3 separate regions of the Homo sapiens genome follow, and regions 1 and 3 are each linked to region 2. Evidence: chromatin contacts called from ENCODE Hi-C data. All regions are on one chromosome and are shown on one strand. The core of a region is the stretch at or near the end of the contact, and the rest is flanking DNA. Distances in the headings are between cores, read along the strand shown. Region 1 overlaps MMRN1 (multimerin 1). Region 2 holds the start of CCSER1 (coiled-coil serine rich protein 1). Region 3 holds the start of MMRN1 (multimerin 1).

Evidence for each region. Hi-C counts contacts between places; a loop is a spot of excess contacts on that map. Pooled maps may share reads with other maps.
Region 1: a pooled map shows a loop between it and region 2 (6-fold over the local background). The contact joins the enhancer-like site here to the promoter of CCSER1 in region 2. A Hi-C loop is called at or near these places in 13 of 37 single-sample maps with no recorded cell type and 4 of 50 pooled maps.
Region 3: a map with no recorded cell type shows a loop between it and region 2 (9-fold over the local background). The contact joins the promoter of MMRN1 here to the promoter of CCSER1 in region 2. A Hi-C loop is called at or near these places in 2 of 37 single-sample maps with no recorded cell type and 1 of 50 pooled maps.

Annotation. Positions count from the first base shown.
Region 1 is chr4:89,927,648-89,932,208 of GRCh38, reverse strand. MMRN1 (multimerin 1) reads right to left here. Exons shown (of 8, transcript NM_007351.3): 5 at 4,241-4,414. Among named protein-coding and RNA genes, the nearest start is that of MMRN1, 35 kb to the right of the region's middle. Within about 2 kb of position 2,393, at least 3 of the 41 ENCODE cell types and tissues checked have a DNase peak (open chromatin) inside an H3K27ac peak, as active enhancers do.
Region 2 is chr4:90,125,205-90,129,438 of GRCh38, reverse strand. CCSER1 (coiled-coil serine rich protein 1) reads right to left here and starts at 2,045. Exons shown (of 11, transcript NM_001145065.2): 1 at 1,608-2,045. RefSeq lists silencers at 928-1,177, 1,288-1,487.
Region 3 is chr4:89,892,224-89,896,346 of GRCh38, reverse strand. MMRN1 (multimerin 1) reads right to left here and starts at 1,493. Exons shown (of 8, transcript NM_007351.3): 1 at 753-1,493. The coding sequence starts at 1,375.

The DNA of each region.
Region 1 (4,561 bases), core at 1,144-3,643, 200 kb after region 2:
CTTCGGAGCTTTAATATTTGACTGCTCCACTGGATTTCGGACTTGCGTGAGGCCCGTAGCCCCTTTGTTATGGCCAATGTCTCCCATTTGGAATGGCTGTATTTACCCAATTCCTGTGCCTGCATTATATCTAGGAAGTAACTAATTTGCTTTTGATTTTACAGGTTCATAGACAGAAGGGACTTGCCTTGTCTCAGATGAGATTTCAGACTGTGGACTCTTGAGTTAATGCTGAAATGAATGAAGACTTTGGGGGACTGTTGGGAAGGCATGATTGGTTTTGAAATGTGAGGACATGAGATTTGGAAGGGGCCGGGGTGAAATAATATGGTTTGGCATTGTCCTGACCCAAATCTCATTTTGAATTGTAGCTTCCATAATACCCATGCATTGTGGGAGGGACCCAGTGGGAGATAAATTGAATCATGGGGAGGGATTTTTCCCATGCTGTTCTCATGATAGTGAATAAGTCTCACAAGATCTGATGGTTTTATAAAGGGCAGTTCCCCTGCACATGCTCTCTTGCCTGCCACCATGTAAGACGTGGCTTTGCTCCTTCTTCATCTTCTGCCTTGATTGTGAGGCCTCCCCAGCCATGTGGAACTGTGAGTCCATCAAACCTCTTTTTCTATATAAATTACCCTGTCTCAGGTTTTTTTAATAGCAATATGAAAATGGACTAACACAATAATCAATGACTATAATGTAAAATACACACAATACAATGCAAAGCATTTTAGACAGGAAAGTCTGTACAATGGGATATTGCCATCAATTATAGCTACTATGTAGTCTATTAAAGAAAGATCATCCTAGGATTAAAAAAATAGGCTCCACATGTCTCCATTTTGTAAGTAAGTTTTTAACATACATGAGGGACTTACATAAAAATATGTGAAAGAGTGATTATTAAAAATAGAATGATGTATTGTTTGAGCATCTTGATATTGACAATTTTGTACAAAAACGAAGCTGTAAATATGAAAATTTAGATGGATAAACATTTCTCTGGAAATCCTGCACCCTAAAGATCCATGTTGCCAGATGAAAATAAAATGGGAAAGATATTTTATTTTACTTTTTATAAACTTAGTGGAAACTAAAGTAAGTTTAAAAGTCCAAAGATCAATTTGTATGTAATGGAAAAAAGAAAACAAAACATGAAATATAGAATAGTAATCAATATGACACACAGCCTTAAAGTACTAAGGAAAGGCTAAATGAATTAGAAAAGACTAACTAGCCACAATTAAGATAAATTATACAGAAATAGTCCTAGCTTTTGTATCAAATAACATGGATAATCACACCAGAAAGGCTTTAAAGCATTTTTATCTTCTACATTTTGCTTAGCATTTAACCAGTCACCCATTTATTCAATAAATATTGATGAAATACATTCTATATGCTATATAGAGTAAGTAAAATTTAGAAAATTCGATTTCTGGTCTTACAAAAAAGAATATGTAAGTATCATTGAGTGTAAGGTACTATTCAATAGTAATATTAATATTACTCTTTCTATAAGAACATTTAGTCATTTCCCATTAGTTAAAAATGACTCTAATTCTCATGACATCAAAAGCTTGATGAAATATAATAAAATATTTAAGGTTCAGATTCGACCTTCTTTAAATTTATAATCTTACAGTTTTTCAAGATTGAAAGGTACAATAAAATTTAGGCTTTATTGAATTTATTAGTTGTGGACAATGACAATAAATGTTTAACTTCAGCAAACAAAAAACTACATGCCTAAAAGTCCTAATAAGAAAAACAATAAGCAAAAACTCAGCACAAAATCTTGATCAACATAATTGGGAGAAAAAACAATGAAAATGAGTAATGTAAATTACTTTAGCTGTTACACTTTAACACTTTTATGGAAAAATACTTTGAAGAAAGTGCAAAATCACAGCAATGTCTGAAAAGATATTAAACATATTATTAGCTTAAAAATGTGTTTTGGGATCAGAAGCTTTTCAGGTAACATTTCTACAATTTGTTACTAAACAAGCATCTGTACAAGAATCTGATTTCCCAAGAACATGTCAAAGTGCTTTATGTTAATAGTTGAGTGGGCACATCATTTTAATTCTGTTTGTTTCTGTTTCCTGTGACTCATATGCTTCCACTTTCTTAGAAGCATATTACATTTGGTGACTTACCAGATATATTTGATATCAGATACCTTAGCATTCACCTTCTGTAATTGTGAATGTATGGCCTTTTAATAACATTTAGGTACCTCTTAAGGTATCCACCTCCTCTTACGGAGTTGAGACATTTGATTTTCAACAGTTTCTATGGCTACTGTCAGATTACGCAGTGTTTTTCACCTTGGATGTAAAGTAAACTAGGGAGGAAGCTGTGGTTTCGCTAGGCAAGCACAGCACCTTGGAGGTGGGTTTAGTTTTTGTTTCCTGTAAGAATATTCATTAACTACAAGCCCTCTGGTTCTTATAATTAATGACTGTGCTCAGTACACAATTAATTCCTCCTATTGCGGAGGGAGTTTCATTATTAATGCTGTTGCTGTGAGTGTGTGATTTTTCTCCTGTGTCAGTGCCAGAATCTTTGTAGTAGGCTGGTAGGTCACAAAAAAACAGTTGACAGGCTAATTCTGTTAGGTCATGAGAACCAAATCTTGCTAAACAAATCTCATTCAGATGGTTATAGTCAATTACATACTGTTTCTATTTGACTTCTTTCTCATGCTGTCACTTCAGGGGGGAAAAATGTTTCCTTCTCATGCTCAGCATTGGTAAGGTTGGGCCATACCAGATATGTAGGACAGGGTCTTTCTTTTAGTGGTTGAGTAGCAGCAATTATTTATATGATTAAAAAACATAATTGTTGTTGAGCTATGTAAGCATCCATACTGGTAGATGATATATTAAATATCCACCTATTTATCTTTTTTAAATCAATAGAGAAAAGATAACTTGTGAATGATAAAAATTGGGTTGTACACTGAGTTTTTTAATGAATAAAGCAAAAGGAAAAAAAACAGTAATCCTGAAACTTGCAAACAGACAAGTTTCATACAATAAACCCGACTGGGACGCTCCCAGGAATCAAACTAACTGCATGCCTAGAACATCCTTGCCCTACCCGAAACCTTTCTGCATGGTTAACATCAATTGAGATGGTTTCTCTTTCTAGACGCTTTCCCTGGTCCCCTTAGATTGGATTTGTTGCAAGTGTCAAGTGGTCCCATTGTATCCTGTGTATAACACTATCATAACAATTACTCACTATACATAAATCTCTGTGGTAGGCAGAATAATACACACCCCTTTCCCCCAAGGTGTCCATATGCTAATTCCCTGTATCCATGAATATGTACCTTACATGGCAAAAGGGACTTGGCAACTGTGATTAAAGTTAAGCACCTTGAGATAGAGAGATTTTTCTGATTATCCAGGTAGGTCCAACGGAGTTACATAGTCAGAAAGATGCAGGGAGAACTCAACACAATGTAGCTGGCTTTAAAGATGGAGGATGATGAGTCAAGAAATGCAGTGGCTTCTAGAAGCTGGGAATGGGCCTCAGTTTACAGACATCAAGAAAACAGAGACCTCAGTCCTACAACTGCAAGAAAATGAATTCTGCCAGCATCTTGGATTAGCAGGAAATGGATTATCCTGTTGATCCTCCAGAAAGAAACATAGCCTGCTTTTAAGCCCACTGTTTGAAGAGCACAAAATTCAGGCAAAGCCTATTCACATATATAAATTATTATTCTTTAATATTAATAATAGCTGGAATGTTTTAGGATATATTTAATAGATTTTACACCATAACCTAGAAAATTTGGGGGATAATAATGCACTTCAGATTTATCCTCAATGTCTCCATCAATAGTATTGAGACAACCATGCAACTAGCTATCTTGATCCCCTAACTGCGTTTTTATTCTTGAAGTAGATAACACAATGGAAGTAAATTAATATGACTCACTTTAACTAAAAATGAATATGTTAGGCTATAGTTAGAGACATCATGTTTATCAACCAAATGGAATATTCAGTCAAAGACTTCAGTATATATAATAAAATGTAGATATTTCAAATTATTTCAGAATTTTAGTGAATTTATATCTCATTAAAAAAAATCTTTCTTAGGTTTCCATACCACCCAAACTAAAGCAAAGATCCCAAAGTGATGTAAGAAAAGAAAAATGAATCATTTGCTTTCTGTGTTACTGAATGAATATTTTATTTTATTTCATTTTTACCTTTTAGAAGAGATTGAAATTCTCTGCTTTTATCTTCGCTGACTTTTCCTTCTAGGGAGGAGTAAGTGTTCCTTACATCATTCACAGTCAAAGAAATATTGTCAATCTTCTTCTGCAGAAGAGTCAGTTTCATTGCCTGGTAGTTCACCTGATCAGTCATTTTTTGCATCACTTCTGCATATAGAAGAGAAAATTGAGACCATTAAAAAATATATTTTGACCCATAGTTGGTATCATACTGAATGGAGAAAAACTAAAACCCTTTCTTCTGTAAGCTGGAGCACAACAAAGATGCTCACTTTCACCACTATTTTTCAACAA
Region 2 (4,234 bases), core at 796-3,295:
ATTCATTTTATAAGCACCGTGACAGGCACTGTCCCAAGGCATCTTTAAGTTTCAAGTTACGTATCTGGAACATGTACCTGTTATAAAGCAAACAGAAAGAGAAACCAAGACAAATTATATTATAGCCTAGATTACCAGTATTTTAGGTCTTCCCTTAATAACCAGTTTTGAAGGAACCAGTGATAACTGACCCCCACCTAGGTGTCCTCTTATCCGTTTTCCCTAAGGCTGTTAATAAAACCAGCTTTACTTTAAACGTGTACACATTATTTTTAATAGTCCTTGAGGGGCAGAGAAGGGAGGATGTGTGTTACATTTCAATAGGAAGGTATTCAACTGTAAAGATTTCAGAAATGAAAGCTGTTGAAACCAAGTAGGTATTTTCTGACTTGTAAGTCCTACTGACTGCCTGAAAAGGTAAGAGGGGTGGAGAAGAGGACATAAAAACATTAAAGGGCAAAGAATCTGTAACTTCTAAGAAGTATTTTTTTCTACCTGTAAAAATATGAGTTTTTTTTTTACTTCATTTCATATTCCATGTCCCACGAGAGGAAGGGGAAGCATAATTGCTTCTAATTCTGAGGCAGGGAGAGGAGAGAGAGAGAGAGAGAAAGAGAGCAGTTCAGGATACACTAAAAGGAAACCCCAAGAAATTTCACAACTCTTTGCCATAAATAGCCTTTCTTCTCACTCTGGATACCTCCTCCTTTACATCAGCAAGGCTCAGCCTCCACGCACGCAGAAGCACCATTCACAAATCCCTCCGTCACCCTTACCCCTTGCTGGCACCGTGTGTACGAGTCCCTGGGACACAAGCCAAAAGTCGAAGGGGCCAGGGGGCCACATGCGGTTTCAGCTTACGGCTGACTTTCTGCTCAGGTGAACCAACCCACTGGTTAGTCCAGAGCGCGCGCGCGCGCGCACACACACACACACACACACACGCACACAACCTGGGGCCCTTGACGCTCCACCACAAAGCAAGTGGTTCAATCTAAGTCGCTGCCGTTACTGCTGCCTCTGGGCAGGGTCTTGCTTCCAATCCAGGAAACTGGCGCCAGAGGACAAGCAGGCGGAGGCAAGAGGTGGTCCCGGCCCCGCACTGCGGTTCCTCCGGGAGCCCCTGGCTCCCCGCCCCCTCCTCCCCTTCCCCCTCTTCGCCGCCGTCCCCGCCTCAGCACCCGCAGCCCGGGGCGCCAGCGCTGACCGGTCGCCTCTACCTGCGGGACGCGAGTGGCGAGGAAGGGGAGCGACCCGAAGCCTGCGCCAACTCTCGCCGCCTTGGCCAGCGCTCCGCATCGCCCTGGAGCGGCCGCCGCGGCCGCAGGCAGCAAACCACGCAGCAGCGTGGAGGAAATGGCCACGCGGCGCACTGGGAGTCGCGGGCCGGTGGTGAGCGAGCCCGCCCGCCTCCTTCCCACCCCGCCCGCAAGGCCAGGTCTCTGCGCCGAGCACGCCGGGCCTGGGCGCGCGCTGCTCGCAGGCGGCCCCGACACGGCGCGGTCACCTGCCGAGCGGTCATCCCCGCGTCCGCCTGCGGCCGGCCCCGCAAAGCGGCGACGCGACGCGCGACCCGCTGAGCGCTGAGGCACCAGGGGCGTTACTACCTTGAGGGCTCCGTGCGCTTGTTAAGGCTCCTCCCGGGCACTCAGGGATTTATGTCTTCGGGGCACGGGGGTGTCCTTCCTGGTCCCCCTCCTCTGCCCTCCCTCCCCTTCTCGGCTGTTGGGCTCCTCTCCACTCCCAGTTGCACAGAGTCCAGCTGCGTTATTTAATAATCCTCCTGCTCCTCCTGCCTGCGCCAGCGGAGCTGCTCTGCCCGAGCCACCGCTTCCCAGTCAGTCATGTTGAGACAGAGAGAGAGAGAGAGGAGAGGCGGATTGGCAGTAGGTCGGCGACTATTTGTGGTGAGGGAGAGAAGAGCAGAGCAAGAGGAGGGCAGGGGAGGGACGTGGGGAGGCGCTTCCAAGTGTGTGAGTGCGCGGAGTGTGACTGTGTGGGGAGCGCGAGATCCACCTCCCCGGCAGGCCGCGCTCCGGGGCTGTGAGGAGGGCGGGCCCAAGCGCGGCCTTTATACAAGGAGGAGTGTGGTGGGCTGGGCGGGGCGGCTTGGAGGGCGGTGCCCGGCCCACTGCGTCCGCCGGATTCCACGCACGCATCCTCTGGCATCGACGCGCGCACACCCACTGCTGGCCCGCTGCTGAGTTTTCATTTTAGGGGAAGCAGTATCCCACCGTGCTGACCTGGCCTTTTCCCCCAGTCCATCCTAGTGCTTATGTGGAGTTCAAGTGCATAGGCAGGTCAAGACTAAAGAATAGGGGAAGTCTGAAGAGACGTGAAGTGACTGCGGGGATGCTGGAAATAAATGCACTGTATTTCTCCTCTCCAAGGTTCCGATGTTATCTTTTTTCTCTTCCTCCTGTAAGGGAAGGAATTACCAGATTCTTTCGCCGCTTTTCCTTCTCACCCACACAATTCACATCCTGACAAGTGTCTTCATTCCTCAGTAACAAGAAAAGAAACCTAGCTTCTTTCCTTTAAGCAGGTCACACCTCCCAGGAACCATTTGCAGCAATCAATTCTGTAAGATAATGCAAGCACTGCGACTGTGTCCGAGAGTGGAACTTGTGTTCCTACAAGGAAGGCCCTACACAATACAGGCATTACAAGAGAATCAGCTCAATTTGACATCATTTGACTGATGGTCCCCTGGAGAAAATTTGCCAGTTTAGAAATCGAAAAGACTTTTGATGCATGGTTCTGTTGCCTACATAATTTATTTTCCCCTGATCCTCTCTCCCCTTGCACTGCCTCATTTCCTTTCAGGTTTACACTAAGTACTGAACTCTTTCCCATCCATCCCCTTCTTTATCTCCACTCCAGTATATTTATGCCTTTAGCAGGCAATACAGCAAATGTAGTGCATTTAATTCTGTGTGTGTGTGTGTGTGTGTGTGCGCGCGCGCATCTGTTTTTAACCCATTCTGGTAGAATGTAGGACCATTTCTAGGTAGAAAATGCATCCCCAATATTAAGTTTGTACGCCTAACATCACCTCCCTTACCTTCTGCCCAGATTACAAGATGTTGTGATCAGGTGCACTGAGGTATTGAGAAAAACTTCCAGAAATCAAGTGATCTACAGTTTTTTCAAGGTGTGTTTGTGTGTGCGCGTGCGCGTGCGCACGCTCTGTGTAATCTAACTGGCTATGATCTAACTTCTGAAATGTGGTTATATTGGGAATAAAAGCAAGATGTATTTTTTAAATGAATCTGAGTGGTCAATGTATATTACAGCATGGGGACAACTCTGCTTTTGGGAGACAATTATAGGAAACATTTTTCATAAATTAGACAAAAGGAAGATAAGATTTAGGAGGCTACGGAGGAGGCGGCAAGGTTGACAATTCAGTTGTCCTATCTTCTTCCATGGCTTGTGACCATCGTACATCTTTAGGGTTTTGTCATATGCTGGCACCTTATATATTCTCCACATATTTTACCCTTTCACATTGATGTTCCTGTCTCGTAATTCTTCAATCTCTCATACAGAGTTTAGCAAACATTAAAAATGATTTAAGCATGTGATCAAGACCTAACAAAGAAGTGATATTAAGGAGTGTGATAAAAACAAAGTGATATTGGAAAGGACAGCAAGTTGGGACAGGTGCGTGAATATATCAATAATATAAGTATATAGGCCATTAAAGCTTCTTTGATTAAGCACTGGAAAAATGAATGGACTAACAAAGCATATTGGGATTGATAGTGTGCCCTATGGGACAGCTATTATTATTTCCTCAATTTTACAGACCAAGAAAGTTAAATTTTGAAAGTGTGTGTAGATAACCTAAGATCATACAAAGAATAAATAATGTCAATGGAACTCAATCTGTCTTATTCTACTGTCCATATCATGTCCCATTCAGAAGGCCTGGCTTACTTAAAAATCTCAGGACTTTCCTTAGAGCTTTTGTTTATGAAATAAGCTGACCTACAATCCTTTGGCATTTTTCTTCTACCTCCCTCCTTCTTTTTACAATGCAAGAGCGATTTATGAAATGTTAATGTTTTTTAGGGCTGGTCAACAATTTAAAAAGTCTTAACATACTTGAACTCATAAATGGAAAAAGAAAACTTTCCTACACAGTCCTTTCTGAAAGAAACCTGGTGTCATTGTAAAACGAAATTTTGTAGAGGAGATATTACTGAACATTTGCATCTAGTGAATACAT
Region 3 (4,123 bases), core at 244-2,743, 230 kb after region 2:
TTAATTTGAAAAATAAGTTTTCTGATTCATCATATTCATGATGGCAACACAACTCAAAATAATCATGGTACTAGCAAAATTTGAGTTGTTGAGCACCTATTCTGTGAGGAGCATGCATCTAAGCACTTTTCATTCATTTTTATCTGAACGAGAACCCTGCAAAGTTTTATTTTTATTGACATTCCTTGTATTAAATCTGTAGTTTCCATATGAAGAAACTGAGGTTCACAGACATCAACTGAGTTGCTCAAAATCATGGAACTAGACCATACTGAAGCCAGGATTGCACCCCTGGTGTGCTTGTTTCGATCTTTGACAACTGTTACTTTTTATAATACTGCTATTCCAATTTTCACATCTGTTCAAGCCCCAATTTTATTTATTTGTTTATTTTTGTCTTTCATATTGTGAATATGGTTGGGAACACAATCAACATATCCTTGAATTAAACTAACAGCCACCGTGGTGCTAGTTTGCTTGGCAATGACTATTCTAAGTAAAACTACCTCTATAAGTGAGTAGAAAAGTGAATGATTATTTCAGTTAAAACAAAATTGCTGCATTTTATTTCTTCATTTTTCCCTATTAGATAAATTAACAATAACTTTATCTAACTGAAATGGTGAAATTATAAATATGATCCAATTTCATCTTGAATTTGAAATAATTTTCTGGGAGTGAGGTAAATTTCACTTGCAATCTTCTAGACCTGATAGACAGAGAAAGAACAAAAAGAAAAGAAGATTTCTTACTTTCCTCTAGTTGTTTCGAAATTTGATTTTTGGTAGTCAGTTCTTTGGCTGGAACTGCTGTCACCCCGGCTGAGGTATGTTTCCCGTGGGGCTCGATTTCCCACGCCTCCAGTGCCTCCAACGCCTCCAATGCCTCCAGTGCCTCCAACTGTGTTTAGAGAAGTTGCTTGTTCATTTGACTTTCTGGCAAAGCTCTGAAGAAATTTCAGTGTAGAATTGGAAAGGACCACTGATTCTGCTCCAGGATTGAACTTGATGCTAGCGTTGGTTGGGAGGGTAAGATTCTGTAACTTGACCACTCCTTCTGCTTTCTCTGTGGATGTGAGAGTTTGATTTCTCACACCCTCAGCAGGTGCACTTGTTTCTGAGGGAGGCAGTGTTGATTTAAGAAGACTGTCTTCAGAAGTTCTTGCCTCTGGAGTTGTAGCTATCTCCGCCGACATGACCCGAGTGGTTGGCAGTATTTGCAAACTTTGTATTTTATTTGGAGGAACTGAAGCAGAAGGCATAGTCTTCTGAGAGTTCCCATCCTCAGGTATAGTCCAAGAATGCTTACTGTTGTTAAGCCCAATGCCCCCACTCCATAAACTAGAAAGAAGGACAAATAATCTTGCCCCCTTCATCTCAGTAGTTTGAAGCAAGGTAGCTCATGTGAAATTTGGGGACAAAATCCTTATGGCCTTTTTGATAGCTGCTTCCACACTGAATCTGCTAAGACTGAGTTTTGCCAGTTTGAGATGTGTAGAGGAAACAGGTTTCTGTGTTTTGTAGCGTACTCAGGAAGTTCGGTTTCCTGTTTCTGTAGGGTTTTTGTGATCTGTGACCTCTAGTGGGATGGCTCTATGGAAGTGCTGAAGGGTCTCTGACAAAGCTAAGGGTAAATGGGAAAGCACAGGCAATTATTATCAGGAAAACCCATGAAAAAATATGAAGTAACTTTCTTTTCCTGAGCACACCCTGGTTTCACGTTTCACTGATTTCAAAGAGAAATTTCAGGTTCACGATAGAGAGTGCAAAATTTTGTTGATATAGGCTGAATACAGTTTTAACATTTTGTTCTACTACATAAAGACACTGAGAAAAGTTTTTATGATACTTATCTGCTGTGCTCTATCCAGAAAGCTGCATTTTGTTCAAGTGTATATCCACATGCATACACATAATCAAAAGCTTGTTTACAGTGTCTCTATCCTTTCATATAGTACATATACTCTGAATTATAAAACATCTATCTACATACATGTATATCTTTCTATTTTTATAAATACACTTCAGCTGTATCATTACTTAATCTCAATGATTATAAGTAATAACAGAAAAGGAAAGCATAAGTAATTGAATTAGACAGGTATACCAGGAAGTCACTTTAAATTTTGCTCCTGGAACTTCTACCAGAGATACCCACTAATGGAATAAATAATCAGAATTTTACTTCCTTTATTTTCCAATCACGATTGTCTGATGGTTGGGGGTAACCAATATTTTACTAGTAAGGGATAGATGAAGAAAAAATGGAGTCACATAAAAATAAATTAAAATGGGATCATATAGAATGCTTTTATACATTTACTGTAGGACAAAATTATGCCAGTTGTAGGTAGCAGAGAACCAGATTTATCTGAGTTTTCTATGGGTTTTTTTCTGGTAGAGATGTTTCATGAGATTTATCATTTAATTTCTCCAGCAAATCTCTGATCCTCAGATTTCAATTAACCTCTTATCTATAAAATTTCATATCAGTCTGTTTAAATAGATATACAAACTAAGTTATAATAGTTCATTCATTCATTCACTCATTCATTTATTTATGTATTCATGAATTCAGTAGTTACATAACCCCTCATTCTGTGCAAAGCACTCTCTTATGTGCTAGGATTATAAGGAAAACAAAAATATTCTTTGCTGTCAATTTGCTAAATGTCTGTTATGTTATTTGGAAGCTAAATCCATGTGTAACCCATTTTTCTGTCAACTTCTGTGCCAGGCATTATGCTCTTGCTAAATATTCAGTCATTGATTGTTAAACTATTATTAGATTTTATTTTTTGTTATTAGATTATTAAGTTCCGTCTTTCAAAATTAGAGAATTGGAAATCTAATGCCTGCTTGGTTATGTTTTATTGTAGATATTTTCTCTAGTCCTTATTCCTGGACACAGTGCACCAGGATTTGAAATAAGGCCTAATTCTTCCTTGAGCTACTAACTACTTGGGATTAATATTTTTTTCTTCCCTCAATCTTTGCCATTTATTTCCGTAAGTGTATTGTTGACCTACTAGAGAGTATTTATTTAAACTAAGACAATCATCAGCAACCCCAATCGACTCTGATATGGAGTAAAAAGCATCCGTTTCTCAGATATACCACAGAACAATCCACAAACCTTGCCTTAGTAAAGGAGCAAAAAGGTCCAGCAGAGACAATCCAGGAAACGATTAGTTACTAAAAAGAGCAAAAGAGCAATGAAACTGCACAACTGTCACAATACAAACATGGTTTTCAGTAGAAAGAAAAAGGCTTTACAGTGTCTTTATCTGGAAAACACAGAAGAAACTAGCTTTGGCTTATGGAAGAGCAGTAATTTCATAAAATTTAGGAAAAATGTTCCTATTTATATTCAATTTTACACCAATTTTCCTAGCTTTAGTAAAAATAGATGAATGGACTGTCTTGAAGATTTACAAAACTGCCAAAATAATGACATTCACTGATTTTTTGTTTTCTTCTACAGTTTGAAAGACTGTTCAAACCTGGTCTGGCAAGTGAACTTTAGTGGTAAAATGTCACCCATTGGATCTATAACTGATAACAAATAGTTATCCAATGATAATAAAAACTGAACAAAGCTAAGCAATTCATTTAACCACTTATAAGGTATTGACCAATAATGACTTTTGCTCACCCCTATCCTAGCTTACAAGGGACCCTGAAATCAAAAGGCTAAAGGTTCTGTATCTCACTATTGATCTACTAAGCCATCTTGCACTTTAACTCCCCAGAGAATCTCAAGCTCATTTAGTGATTTTGGGTATATGGATCAGCCCTTAATTAGAGGTATAAAATACTCCAGAAATTGTCAGAGACCTTGTCTCAAATTCTTCTTTCTGAGACTAATTAATACTCATTAAATAACAATTAAGAAAAATAATATTGCTGAGATGACTGGCTGAAGAGTACTCAGTTTACTCATTCTTCTAGATACTATTATACTAGATACTAGATACTAAAATACTATTGTTGGATTAAACTATATCATCAGTTTTGTATAACTGGACCCTGTCATTTTGCTATACCTCCCATTTCCCACTTGGTTGTTCATATTAAATTATGTTTTACCATCTTGCCATTTGTTCACCATGAATATTTTATAA